Linked DNA regions of Homo sapiens: all the other regions are linked to region 4. The links are chromatin contacts, found by Hi-C or POLR2A ChIA-PET in ENCODE. All regions are on one chromosome and are shown on one strand. Each heading gives the region's core, a stretch centred on a gene start or an enhancer-like site at or near the end of the contact. The rest is flanking DNA. Distances are from core to core; before and after follow the strand shown.

Region 1 (3,301 bases), core at 502-3,001, 770 kb after region 4:
TAAGGAGTTCAAGACCAGCCTGACCAACATGGTGAAACCCCTTCTCTACTAAAAATACAGAAATTAGCCAGGCATGGTGGTGGGCGCCTGTAATCCCAGCTACTGGAGAGGCTGAGGCATGAGAATCGCTTGAACCCGGGAGGCGGAGGTTGCAGTGAGCCAAGATTGTGCCACTGCACTCCACCCTGGGCAACAGAGACTCCGTCTCAAAATAAATAAATAAGTATTCTTATTATTATCCAAGTTAGGGGCTCATCAAATGATGGCTATTACTCTTCATTACAAAAATATGTTTTGCGTCCTCATCACCAATGCCTGCTTCCTCCATAGGAAGGGTGTGTGTCACCAATGCCTGCTTCCTCCATAGGAAGGGTGTATGAGCAGCAGTCTGGAAGGGGTATGTGGGGCTTGCCCTAAAGCTGCATTTGCATGGCATGCACACTATTTATTCTGAAACTGCATGTTTTTGTGGGGTGATTAGGGAAGAGGGTGGCTAACTCCCCCAAAGCCCTCCCCTTGTTGCAGCCCCCGCCTCCTCCAAGGAACAAAGGAGCTTATGGGGACATAAAGCCATCCTCTTCTCTCTCCTCTGGGGGCAGAGCTAGGGGAGGGGGAGTGGTAAATGGCAGCACAGCTCTAGGGCACCTGAAGTTTCTATCCCCTGCGTGGAGACTCCAAACACCAGGCTGGGGAAGGTAAAAGTAGCCTGTAGGGAGATGGACGCTGCAGGTCCCATCCGGAGGCCAGGTATCCCTCTCTTGCTGATAGCACTGAGACGCCCTCCCCAAAGCTCAGCCTTCTCGGGGAGATCGGAGGGGCTGAGCTGCATCCTGTCCAGCACTAAGTGAGAGTGGCCAGGAGGGCAGGCTGGCAGAGCTGTGAAAGCACCCACTTCCCCAGCTAGGCAGTGCAGGGGCTGGGGGAAAGCCAGGAAAAGCTCAAGGCTGGGTCGGGTGGCACCCCAGGCACAGAGCCCCAATGCTGAGAGGGGCTGGGTCCAGTGTCCCTGAGAGTCAGGCGGACGCCTCTCCGCATTCACAGCATACTGCAACCCCGAGGTGAATTTAGGTCAGAAGGACCAAGCCTGTGAGGCTCCGGCTGAGAGAAGAGGTGCGGTGGGGGTGGTCAAAGGGCAGACCGAAGACAGCCAAAGGTCCCCTAGGTCCCCACAACTGCTGGCCTAGGGTCCTGCCACCTGGTGTCCAAGCCACCAGGGCCTGGGTTTGCCCCGAGACAGGCAGGCTGCGGGGTGGGGGTGCTCCAAGTCCGCTGGTCCTCTCTTCCCCGGAACGCTCCAGATTTCCCCACCTGTCAAACGCGAGGGGCTGGGCCTAGGCCGCCTCCACGAACCCTGACGGACCCGGCCCCCGGTGACCCCGGTTCCAAACTCCAGGACCGCCCCTGCCACCCGGACAGGGCGCGGCCCAGCCGAGGAGGCCATCCCGAGGCCCAGGGCGCCCAGAGGACGCGGGGGAAGGGCTGTCGGGGACCGTGTCCCTCCACGTGGCGGGGCGTGGGGAGGCGCACGTGGGGTCCCTCCGTGTTGGGAGCCCCAGGCCAGCCTCCGGGCTTTGTGTGCCATGCCGGCGGCGGTCCCCCGCCTCGAGAGGGAAACGGAGCGGGCGCCCGGGGCCGCGGCGGCTGCGTCCCTTGCCCCGGGCCCGGCTACCGCCAGCTCACCTGGGCTCCGCGCCGCCGCCGCCTCCCGCGCTCTGCGCCCCCAGCTCGGCTCGGCTCGGCTCAGCTTGCTCTGCGCGGCCGCGCGCTCCTCTCCTCCGCCCGGGCGGCGGGCGCGCGGGGGGCGGGGGCGGGAGGAGCCGCCCGGCTCGGCTTGGGCGCGTCGCCGCCCCGGGCAGCGCGGGGATTGGCCACGGCGGCGGGAAACCCGAAAGCGGAACCGCCCGCGCCCGCCGCGCACCGCCCCCTGCGCGCCCCCGCCGGCTCGGCCCTGCGCCGGGGAGGGGTGGGGAGGCGGGAGCCTGCAAAGACGAAAGTAGCGAAGAGGCGAAGGGCAAGGAGCAGAAAGGGAGGAGGCGAAGAACGGGGGAAGAGAGGCCCGGCCGGGAGGATCGGAGGCGGCTGGGAGGAGAGCCTGGAGGGGCGCGGAGCGCAGGAGGTGGCGCCGCAACTTTGTACCCGCTCGCCCGCGGCGCGCACCTGCCCAGGTTCTTCCCGCGGCGCCCTCGGGCGGGCCGCGCCGGCAGCGCTTGCTTTGTTTAGCCAAATGCCGGGGCTGCAGGGCGCCTCCGGGCTGACCCTGGGAAAGTTCCCCCAAGCCGGCAAGAACACCCGGGGCCCCTCCTGTGGCGACCCGGCTGCTGCCCCTGCGCTAGGCGCCGGGCGGTGGATGCGGCCTGGACTTTGGGCCACCACCGACTCGGGGGAGCCCCCTTCCGCAGCTGCCTGCCGACTGACCACTTGCTCAGGGCCGGCCCTAAAGGCTGGGGGAAGGCGTTCCTCTCCCATCCCCAGCCCACCTGGATGCACCATTGAAGTTCATTCTGGCTTTTCCAGATGGCTACTTAGATGCTTTTTGTGAAATACAGCATATTCTTCCCATTCTCCCCTTTTTGGCACTTACTTTGCTGGAGCCTTAAGTGTGCGTTGGATCCCCCAGCTGGATAACAGCACTGTGCGGGGAAGAGGAGAAACGAAGACCTGGAGGGCTCCCTGAACCGTCCTACGGGGTCGAGCGACCCAGGGGATGTCTCACTGACCCTGCCAAACAGCCAAAAGGGAATCGAGTTGACAGGAGAGTCAACCTCCAAGTTAATAAAAGGTTCAAAGCCCTCTAGTTAACTGGGTGGATTTCCAGCCCGTTCCGATGTGCTTCTCTTGTATTTCTAGGCCGTAGGGACACTCACATGCAACGAGCCAATGAGAGCTCCACCCCGACTCCCTTTTTTTTTTTTTTTTTTTTCTTTTCTGAAACGGAGTCTCGCTCTGTCGCCCACGCTGGAGTGCAGTGACGCGATCTCGGATCACTGCAACCTCTGCCTCCCAGGTTCAAGCAGTTCTCTGCCTCAGTCTCCCGAGTAGCTGGGATTACAGGCGCCGGCCACCATACTTGGCTAATTTTTGTATTTTTCGTAGAGATGGGGTTTCACCATGTTGTCCAGGCTAATCTTGAATTCCTGACCTCGTGATCCACCCGCCTTGGCCTCCGAAAGTGCTGGGATTACAGGTGTGAGTCACCGCGCCCGGCCCACTCCCATTTTTTTTTCTTTGTTTTTTTTGTTTGTTTGTTTGTTTGTTTGTTTGTTTGTTTTGAGACAGGGTCTCTCTGTGTTGCCCAGGCTGG
Region 2 (3,216 bases), core at 295-2,794, 540 kb before region 4:
TTTCCAGTCAACAAGTGAACAATGCCAGCCCTGAGGCCCAGGAGCTTTTCAGATTCTGGCCTTCAGTCTAAGGGTAACGATGTTAAAACTTGAATATTGTTTAGGCTCTGAATTTAATAAGCGATAAAAACCATGAGAAACTATTTGACCCATTTCAGCCTCTTGATGTTCTGAAATTTCCATCTCACTGGGATGAAAAGAAGAAAGGCATGATCCAAGTAAAAAATGGGTTGTCTGTCCAAGAGGAAAAGGAAGCATAGGGACGAATTCTAGCTTTAGATGGGATTGTTTCTGGAAATAGGAGACACGTAGCACCACCAACGAGGTCAACACCAAGGAATGACTGCAAGTCACCCAGTAGGCTCTCCAAACCTTCCTTTAATCATTGAGGAAATGTTCCTTCCATATCCACCCAATCCATCTTGGTCACAAAGGACCATTTATCTTCCTCAAGACTGCTTCTATGTGAAGAAAATAAAGAATAATGATTCACGTGATCCCTGGCGTCGGCCTGGCTAGATCTCAATCCTGACTCTACCAGTTGTAATGACCTGGGCAGACGATGCCATCTCTCAGGCTTTAATTTCCTTCTCTGTTAAAATGACAAGCGGCAGTACTGATTTTATAAAGTTCTTGTGAGGATTATCTAAAATAATGACTATCAAGCACTTAATACAGGACATGGCACACACTGAGTGCCGAATAAACGGTAGTTATTATTAGGGAGGTTCTTTGCTTCGTATTCCCATCTGTGAGCAGTTTTTTCCGTTATTTCTCCGCAGAAACCCTTTCTCTCCGGGCTGCTGATCTGCGAAGCATCTGGTCCTTCATATCCCTGAGTCATCAGCATGAAGATGCCTGGTTTCCGAAGTCCTCCCTCCTCCTACTGCTCTCTAGGGCTCCCTCTCCTGACTGCTTAGTTCTCCTGGGGGCCCAGACCTAAATTTCGTGAGGGTATGTCTTTCTCGGGGCCGGGTCACCAGTCTTGGAGGAATGTCCTCAGTCCCCTTTGCCCCAGACACCACCAGAGATGCGGCAACAGAACTCTGAGGCGCGCCCCGGCTTCCAAGTAGCTGGGGGCGGGGCCGCGCCTGGAGGTGAGCAGCAGGCGGTGGGCGGGGCCGCGCTCCGTCCGAGGTGAGAGCGAGGCCGGGTGCGAGGCCACACCCCGAGGTACGAGAGCTGAGGGCGTGGCCACACCCCAGCTCTGAGCGAGGCTGAGGGCGGAACCGCACCCCGAAGTGGGTGCAAGGCTGGGGGCGTGGCCGCGCGGTGAGGCAGCCAGGACCGTGAGGGATGCGCCAGCCGCCTCCGCAGGCGGCGCGCGCAGCCGCCCGCAGGGCGTGAGGCAGAGCAGGGGTTAAGGCCGCCGGCGCCACCTGGGCGTCGCTGAGGAGACCCGCGAGCCGGCGAATCCCGCGCGGGCGGGGCGAACAGGTGCCCGCGCGCGTCAGGCGCCGGCAAGGGGCGGGGCGAGGGGACGCGGCCGGAAGCCCGGGGCGGGGCGCTGCCGGCCCGGTGAGCCGGGAGGAGCCGGGGAAGGCAGGAAGGAGCTCGCCGGGTTGCGCGGCGCGCGATGTGGAGCCGCCGCCTCGGCCCCTGCAGCAGCAGCAGCCGCCGTCGCCGCCGCTGCTGCTGGGGCTGCCGCGGAGCCGGGGGTCATGGAGTGCGGCTGCAGAGAGCGGCCGCCGGCAACAGCAGCAGCAGCAGGAAGCGTCGCGGCGACAGCGGAGCGCAGCCCGCCCCGTGAGGCGCTGCCCGGCCGGCGGCGGCAGCAGCAGCAGCAGCGGCAGCGGCAACAGGGCGGCTGAGAACCCGGCGGCGGCGTTCCTCCTCGCTTCCTCCCCTCCCGCTTCGCCGACCCTCAGTCTCTGTTCCTGAGTCCTCCCTTCCCCAGCCTTCCCGTTCCCACCACCTACTCCGCCACTACCCCCACCCCCTCCTCCCGCGCGCGCCTGAGCAGCTGAGCCCGGGGGCGGGGGAGGGGGCGCGTGCCGCCGGCGCGGGGGAGGGGCGGGCCGGCGCGCGCCGCGCCCAGGGCTCGCGGGGACCCGGGGGCGCGTGCCGCGGCGCGAGGCGAGGCGCGGGACGCGGGGCGGCGCGGCAGGGCCCCTCCCCCCTGCAGCCTGGCGCGCGCGGGCCGGGCCGCACCGCTGCGGGCTCCGCGCGCGCGGGCCATGTCCGCTTTCTGCCTGGGCTTGGTCGGCCGCGCTTCAGCACCCGCCGAGCCGGACAGCGCCTGCTGCATGGAGCTGCCCGCCGCGGCCGGGGACGCAGTCCGGAGTCCCGCCGCCGCCGCCGCCCTCATCTTCCCCGGGGGCTCCGGGGAGCTAGAACTGGCGTTAGAGGAGGAGCTGGCGCTGCTGGCGGCCGGGGAGCGGCCGTCCGACCCCGGGGAACACCCTCAGGCCGAGCCTGGGTCTCTGGCCGAGGGGGCCGGACCGCAGCCGCCGCCCTCCCAGGACCCCGAGCTGCTGTCGGTGATCCGACAGAAGGAGAAGGATCTGGTGTTGGCGGCCCGGCTGGGTAAGGCGCTGCTCGAGAGGAACCAGGACATGAGCCGGCAGTACGAGCAGATGCATAAGGAGCTGACAGACAAGCTCGAGGTGAGGACCTCCCTCCAGGGATGGGTGGGGAGCAGGGGCCGCCCAGGCACGCGCCCGGCCCTGGGCAGTTAGGGAACCACTCACCCCCACTTCGTTGCTCACCCTACCTCGCAGAAAATCTGGAATGAATGGGGGAGGGAGGATGGAGGATTATCAGATTTCGTTGAACCCACTTGACTTCCCCACCCCGCTCACAGCAAATGGGTCCATGCGTGGCTCCAGCCGCTGTGGGCCGTTCTATATACGTACTGTACCCAGCATCTAAAATAGAGCTTACAGTATGACTATATAGCACTGAGGTGATGTCTGCATACAGAGAAATGAGGAAGTCGGGAAGCATTTAAAATATGTTGCAGGTTTTCAGAGCAGTTAATCTCTAATCAGGGTGTTAGCCTAAAGCCTTCCAGTTTGGGCGTTAAGGCCTTTAGATGCCCTTGTCTTAACTTCCTGGCAGCTCAGAGTTGTGGGAAACAAGTGCCCCTAAAGGAGCTTTATATAGCCTTCAAATGCTCAGGGATTAGGAAATGTGGTTCCATTGCAGAAATCAGGCGAGCCAGGGCTCAACATGTGACCGCTGGTAGTGGATTTAATTTGGGCCTCAGTATTTATG
Region 3 (3,244 bases), core at 566-3,065, 820 kb after region 4:
GCGTGAACCCGGGAGGCGGAGCCTGCAGTGAGCCGTGATCGTGCCACTGCACTCTGGCCTGAGCGACGGAGCGAGACTCCGTCTCAAAAAAAAAAAAAAAATCCTCTCCATGAGTGCACTCATCCACCTCTATCGCATTTCATTCATTTTACAAAAAACTACTCAGGCATTCTAGGAGGCTTTGGGGATGTACCAGTAAACAAAAACAGGACTAAGTACTGAGCTGGTGGAGGTTACCGTCTAATGGGAGAGAAGGCCATCACTCACGTAACCATGAATATAAATGGAAAAACCACAACTGATATAGGGGAAGGTATATGCCATATGTGAACACACTAAAATGAAAATTCTAGTAATATTGAGCATTTACTACATGCTAGTAACAGTTTCTACTATTGTTCCCATTTTACAGAGAGAAAACTGAGACCCAAATGAATTAAGGAACTTAATTATCTGAGCTAAACCTGTGTCTGCAAAATGAAATAACACATGACGGCCGGGCGCAGTGGCTCACTCCTGTAATCCCAATACTCTGGGAGACCAGACGGGAGGATTGCTTGAGTCCAGGAGTTCCCGGCCAGCCTGGGTAACATGGCAAAATCCCGTCTCTACAAAAAATGCAAAAAAATTAGCTGGGCGTAGTGACCCGCGCCTGTACTCCCAGCTACTTGGGAGGCTGAGGTGGGAGGATCACCTGAGCCTGAGAGGTCGAGGCTGCAGTGAGCCGCGATCACACTACTGCACTCCAGCCTGGGCGACAAAGCGAGACCCTGTCTCAAAAAAATAATAATAATTTAAAACAAATTTTAAGTAAAGTGCTTAGCACACAGTTAAGTATTCAATCAGTGCTCGTCCTTGGCTTTATGCCTTTTTTTTTTTTGAAACGGAGTCTTGCACTGTCGCCCAAGCTGGAGTGCAGTGGCGCGATCTCGGCTCACTGCAACCTCCGCTTCCCAGGTTCTAGCGATTCTCCTGCCTCAGCCTCCCGAGTAGCTGAAATTACAGGTGCCCGCCACCACGTCCAGCTAATTTTTTGTGTTTTTAGTAGAGACGGGGTTTCACTACGTTGGTCAGGCTGGTCTCGAACTCCTGACCTCGTGATCCACCCGCCTTACCCTCCCAAAGTGCGGAGATTATAGGCGTGAGCCACTGCGCCCGGCCCGGTTTTATGGCATTTTTACTGTTTATTACGGTCCTCTAGGATAGGGAGCCTGTATGACTTATCCCTGTGTCTCCAACGCTCTATTGTATAGCCCCATTTTAAAGAAGATACAGGATCTGAGACTCTAACTCTCAGCTAATAAATACTGGAGCCAGACATGAACTTGCAAAAAAAAAAAATGCATGTAAAGCGCCTGGCCCACCGTAAACGCTCAGTACGTGTTAGCTACCGGTAGTAGCTATCTTTATTTCTTCACGTTCCTCCAGGCAGGGAGAGTATCTGATGGACACGAGTGTCCCCAAGCCCAGGGTTCCGCACAGAGCAGATGCTCAGTAAAAGTTTGCTGCACGAGCAGGAGCCAGCGGGCGCCTCTCACCTGCAGCAGGGGCAGGAGCAGCTGGTTGAGCCTCCGCCGCTCCATGAGGCTGACGGCGCCCTCGCCTGTGCGGCTCATCTCGTTCAGCAGCACCAGCACCGCGATCTTGTACGGCGTCACCCAGTCCTTGATGCCGAACACATTGGCGTGCACAACCCCATTGGTCATCATGGGATTGAAGTAGAGGCTCTCGTGGACGCTGGCCATGGCGGCCCGAGACTAAGTCTCGGGCCCGCGGCGCGCTGCCGCCAGTTGTCACCACAAGGCACAACACTACCGGGTCTACATCTCCGCCCGCCCTCACAATATCCCAGGAAACAGACATCCGCGTGCTCGCGGCATTTGTTAACCAATCAGAGCAGTCTGTCAGAGCACATGGGAGAGCGACAGCCAGTCAGAATGTACAAGAGTGCGGGGAGGGGTGCACCAAAAGACTGACTCCCTACAGAAACTTTTGCCGAGTGGGAGCAGGTTCCCAGGCTACGTGGACAGGGACCGGATGGGAGGGGAAGTCGATGCTTGGGGTCGGGGCTGAAGGGACTGAGGAGCTCCCAAAGTGGTTTTTTTGTTGTTGGTTGTTGTTGTTGGTGGTGGTGGTGGTGGTTGTCGTTGTTGTTGTTTGAGACGATATCTCGCTATGTTACCAAGACTGGAGGGCAGTGGTTATTCGTAGACGCCCTCAAAGAGCACTGCACCCTCCCAAATCCTGGGCTCGAGCGATCCTCCCGCCTTCCCGAGAAGCTGGGACTACAGGCAGCGCGCCTGGCTTGTTCATGTAATTTGAAAATAGTTCAAATAGAATGTTTAAATGATTGTGTTTAAAAGTACCGAAATTAAATTTGCACCCTTAAAGTATGTATTTATTATGTTACTTTTAAACTCAAATGTTTAGGAGTTTAACTCTGTCTTTTTAAAGATAGGAACATGAGATTTTTCTTCAGCGTTTCACAAATGCCATTTGCAGACAGCCAGATCAGGTTGCCAGTGGTCGTGTATCCTTACGTGAAATAGAACATTAGCAACATCACCTCCATGTGCTGAGTCAGTTTCCTACCTAATAAACTACAAAATCTATACTCTGCATTTCAAAGCCCTCCAAAAGCAATCCCCAGCCAACATTTTGAACCTGATTTTTCACAATTCCCCTTCCGTTCATCTGTACCTCTCCCAAGACACTTAGTTCTCTATACCCTGAATTATTATTAATGATCTGGTATCCCTATTAGTCTTTATGTCCCTTGAAAGAAAAACCACATACCATTCAACTTTGGCTATCCACATGCACACACTGTGCCTTGTGCCTTTTGTTTTGTTTTGTTTTGTTTTGAGACGGAGTCTCCTCTGTCGCCCAGGCTGGAGTGCAGTGGCGCGATCTCTGCTCACTGCAAGCTCTACCTCCCTGGTTCACGCCATTCTCCTGCTTCAGCCTACCGAGTAGCTGGGACTACAGGCATCGGCCACCACGCCCGGCTAATTTTTTGTATTTTTAGTAGAGACGGGGTGTCACCGTGTTAGCCAGGATGGTCTCAATCTCCTGACCTCGTGATCCTCCCGCCTCGGCCTCCCAAAGTGCTGGGATTACAGGCGTGAGCCACCGCGCCCGGCCTGCCTTGTGCCCATTTTTATGTTTGTTTAAATTATACTTTCTCTCTCTCTCATTCTGCTACCGAGGCTGGACTGCAGTGGCACGCTCACGGCTCACTGCA
Region 4 (3,069 bases), core at 267-2,766:
CCACTGTGTGAAATGTTGATTATACATTGATTATACATTGTAAAATGTTGATTATACATTGGCCGGTGTGGTGGCTCATGCCTGTAATCCCAGCACTTTGGGAGGCCGAGGCAGGTGGATCACGAGGTCAGGAGATCCAGACCATCCTGGCTAACATGGTGAAACCCTGTCTGTACTAAAAAAAAAATACAAAAAATTAGCCGGGCATGGTGGCGGGCCCCTGTAGTCCCAGCTACTCGGGAGGCTGAGGCAGGAGAATGGCGTGAAGCCAGGAGGCGGAGCTTGCAGTGAGCCGAGATCGCGCCACTGCCTTCCAGCCTGGGGGTGACAGAGAGAGACTCAGTCTCAAAAAAAAAAAAAAAAAAAAAAAAAAAAAAAAAAGAAACCCCGTCTCTACTGAAAATACAAAAATTAGCAGGGCACAGTGGCAGATGCCTGTAATCCCAGCTACTCAGGAGGCTGAGGCAGGAGGATCGCTTGAACCTAGGAGGCTGAGGTTGCAGTGAGCCCATATTGCGCCATTGCACTCCAGCCTGGGCAACAAGAGCGAAACTCCGTCTCAAAATAAATAAATAAATAAATAAATAAATAAAAACAACCAAAAAAACCCCTATTTTTCTCTAGAGGTAAAGAACGGGGGCTTCAGACTCAGATTAAACTGGGTTTGAATACTGGTTCCGCCACTTACTGATATGTTCAACTGGGCAACTTCTTGCTTAACCTTTAAGTCTCAATTTCCTCACGTGTAATATGGTAATAACAATACCCACTACTGGAATGTTGAAAATGAGAATTGAAAATAATGTCTGTACGTTGCCTGGCACATCACAAACGCTCAGTTGATGGGATTTAGTCATCAGTATTCTGCTTTTAAAAAGGGGGCGTCTGGCTGGGCGCGGTGGCTCACGCCTGTAATCCCAGCACTTTGGGAGGCCGAGGCAGGCGAATCACCTGAGGTCAGGAGTTCGAGACCAGCCTGGTGAAACCCCATCTCTAGTAAGAATACAAAAAAGTTAGCCGGGCGTGCTGGCGGGCGCCTGTAATCCCAGCTACTCGGGAAGCTGAGGCAGGAGAATCGCTTGAACCCGGGAGGCGGAGGTTGCAGTGAGCCAAGATCGGACCATTGCACTCCAGTGTGGGCAACAAGAGCGAAATTCTGTCTCCAAAAAAAAAAAAAATCATAACTGCACAGACAACAACACTGGAACTAATTGGATGTTAAATCAACCCTAACTGGCCAGAAGAAACCAGACCATGGACGGTCAGATCCCTCCCATCCGCCCTCTCGCCCCTTTCACCTTTGCCCCCCTTCTCCTCTTCCGACACAGTCTCAAACCCAAAGTGCGTTTCCGCTGCCCGCTTCTCTTGGGACAAGAGCCGAGCACTTAGTAGGTCCCCGGGCCAAGAGCTACGAAGCCCGAGGAGCTGGCAGCCCCGCATCGCCCGCGACCACCCACGGCCGCAATAGCTCCATAGAGCACAGCTCCCGGGGGCCGCCATCTTGGTAGTCGAGTGACAACGGCCAGAGAGTACGCCTTGTTGCGTCACTCCACGAACGACGGCGGCTGGCCGGCAACATTATTAGCCGAACGCGCCCTGAAATCTGATACACAGTTGTGCCGGCATTATCTCTAGGATCCAAAGGGTGGTCTCTAAGTATCGGAAATCCCTTCCTCTCTCTCTTCTCAAATTGAATTTACAATTCACCAGGAATCAGGGGATCTCAGGGGAGCCCCGGGTCACCTCTTAGCGGCCATGTCTCTGAATCCGGCTAGGCAGAAAAGTACTAACTCGCAAGATATCCAGGAACTCTTGTTGTCTTGTGCAGAAGGGGGAAATTGAGGCATGGTGTGGTTAAAAAGCCAAGATCACGGGCCAATTCCTGCACACTTTGTTGAGCGTAAGAATCACTTGGTTTACGTTTTAAAATGAAGATTCCTGGGTCCCCAACTACCAGAGATTTTGATCTGACCTATATCCCTTTAATCTCTATTTAAACAAATTTCTCTGGCGATTCTGATGCTAAAGATGCAGACCATTCTTGAGAAACATATGTTACACTACTCTGAAAAATAAACATAGGACAGACTTCTTTGTTCTGTCCGTTTTATGAACCTAGGAAGCTCATAAATGGGAACGAAAGCTCTGGTATCCACTTAGCAAGCCAGAACCACCACTCACACTTGGTCTCCTGCTGACACAAAGCTACATTCCTAGCTCCAGGTGGCATGTCATGGGTGTTTTACTTCAGCCCCAGATTTTCAGTCTTTTTTTAATGGCAAGGGTAATGCAGACCGTCTTGTGCAAAATAAAGAACGGACGTTGTTGAGTTTTGCTTGGATTACTGTATGTTTCTGCTTTCATTCCATTTTAAATGTATGTTTCCTGTAAATATTTCACGAGGAGAAAGCGCCAATAGAAGAAACTGTTTTGAAATGAAAATTCTCTTCCTGGTTTAATATAGCCTGACAGATGGACACCTAACCGCTTTCGTTTGGGAAGTACTGCGCTGGGATTTCTGTTTCTTTCTCTTTTATTTTAAGAATGATAGAAGGTCCTCGTTGGTATAGTGATGAGAAAAAAAAAAGGAAGGATACAAGGGCGAAATGATTCATCCATGTATTCATAATTCTCATGTCTTTGTTAAAAGAAATTAAGTGGCTGGGTGCGGTGGCTCACGCCTGTAATCCCAACACTTTGGGAGCCCGAGGTGGGCGGATTGCATGAGGTCAGGAGTTCGAGACCAGCATGGCTAACATGGTGAAACCCCGTCTCTACTAAAATACAAAAATCAGCCAGGCATGGTGGTGCACACCTGTAGTCCCAGCTATTCAGGAGGTTGAAGCAGGAGAATCCCTTCAACCCAGGAGTCACTGGTTGCAGTGAGCTGAGATTGCACCACTGCACTCAAGCCTGGGTGACAGAGCCAGACTCCATCTCAAAAATAAATAAATAAATAAATAAATAAATAAATAAAGTCTCATCAAAGAATCTTATATCTTCCATATCTAGTTATATAAAAGAATGGATCTCAGGATTTAGGGCTGTTCCTTCTGCACATCAGATTAA

What was found. A loop is a pair of places that touch in the nucleus more often than their neighbours do. ChIA-PET counts read pairs that join two places held with the same protein, here RNA polymerase II (POLR2A). Pooled maps may share reads with other maps.
Region 1: a loop to region 4 is called in a pooled map, with 8 times the contacts of the local background. The contact joins the promoter of CAMKK2 here to the promoter of COQ5 in region 4. A Hi-C loop is called at or near these places in 1 of 37 single-sample maps with no recorded cell type and 5 of 50 pooled maps. POLR2A ChIA-PET finds 5 or more read pairs at or near these places in 3 of 52 experiments (A673, activated B cell and activated T-cell).
Region 2: a loop to region 4 is called in a pooled map, with 4 times the contacts of the local background. The contact joins the promoter of BICDL1 here to the promoter of COQ5 in region 4. A Hi-C loop is called at or near these places in 3 of 50 pooled maps. POLR2A ChIA-PET finds 5 or more read pairs at or near these places in 2 of 52 experiments (H1 and activated T-cell).
Region 3: a loop to region 4 is called in a pooled map, with 4 times the contacts of the local background. The contact joins the promoter of ANAPC5 here to the promoter of COQ5 in region 4. A Hi-C loop is called at or near these places in 6 of 50 pooled maps. POLR2A ChIA-PET finds 5 or more read pairs at or near these places in 2 of 52 experiments (AG04450 and B cell).

What each region holds. Positions count from the first base shown.
Region 1 is chr12:121,294,958-121,298,258 of GRCh38, forward strand. It overlaps CAMKK2 (calcium/calmodulin dependent protein kinase kinase 2), which reads right to left and starts at 1,752. Exons shown (of 17, transcript NM_001270485.2): 1 at 1,681-1,752. RefSeq lists a silencer at 1,288-2,437.
Region 2 is chr12:119,987,692-119,990,907 of GRCh38, forward strand. It overlaps BICDL1 (BICD family like cargo adaptor 1), which reads left to right and starts at 1,545. Exons shown (of 10, transcript NM_001367886.1): 1 at 1,545-2,606. The coding sequence starts at 2,178. RefSeq lists silencers at 1,093-1,152, 1,173-1,812, 2,093-2,182, 2,233-2,302, 2,313-2,522 and 1 more and enhancers at 1,216-2,189, 2,190-3,161.
Region 3 is chr12:121,350,596-121,353,839 of GRCh38, forward strand. It overlaps ANAPC5 (anaphase promoting complex subunit 5), which reads right to left and starts at 1,816. Exons shown (of 17, transcript NM_016237.5): 1 at 1,539-1,816. The coding sequence starts at 1,745. RefSeq lists enhancers at 891-1,566, 1,559-1,818, 2,243-2,918, 2,919-3,244.
Region 4 is chr12:120,527,642-120,530,710 of GRCh38, forward strand. It overlaps COQ5 (coenzyme Q5, methyltransferase), which reads right to left and starts at 1,517. Exons shown (of 7, transcript NM_032314.4): 1 at 1,299-1,517. The coding sequence starts at 1,500. RefSeq lists enhancers at 507-1,277, 1,278-2,047, 1,394-1,853.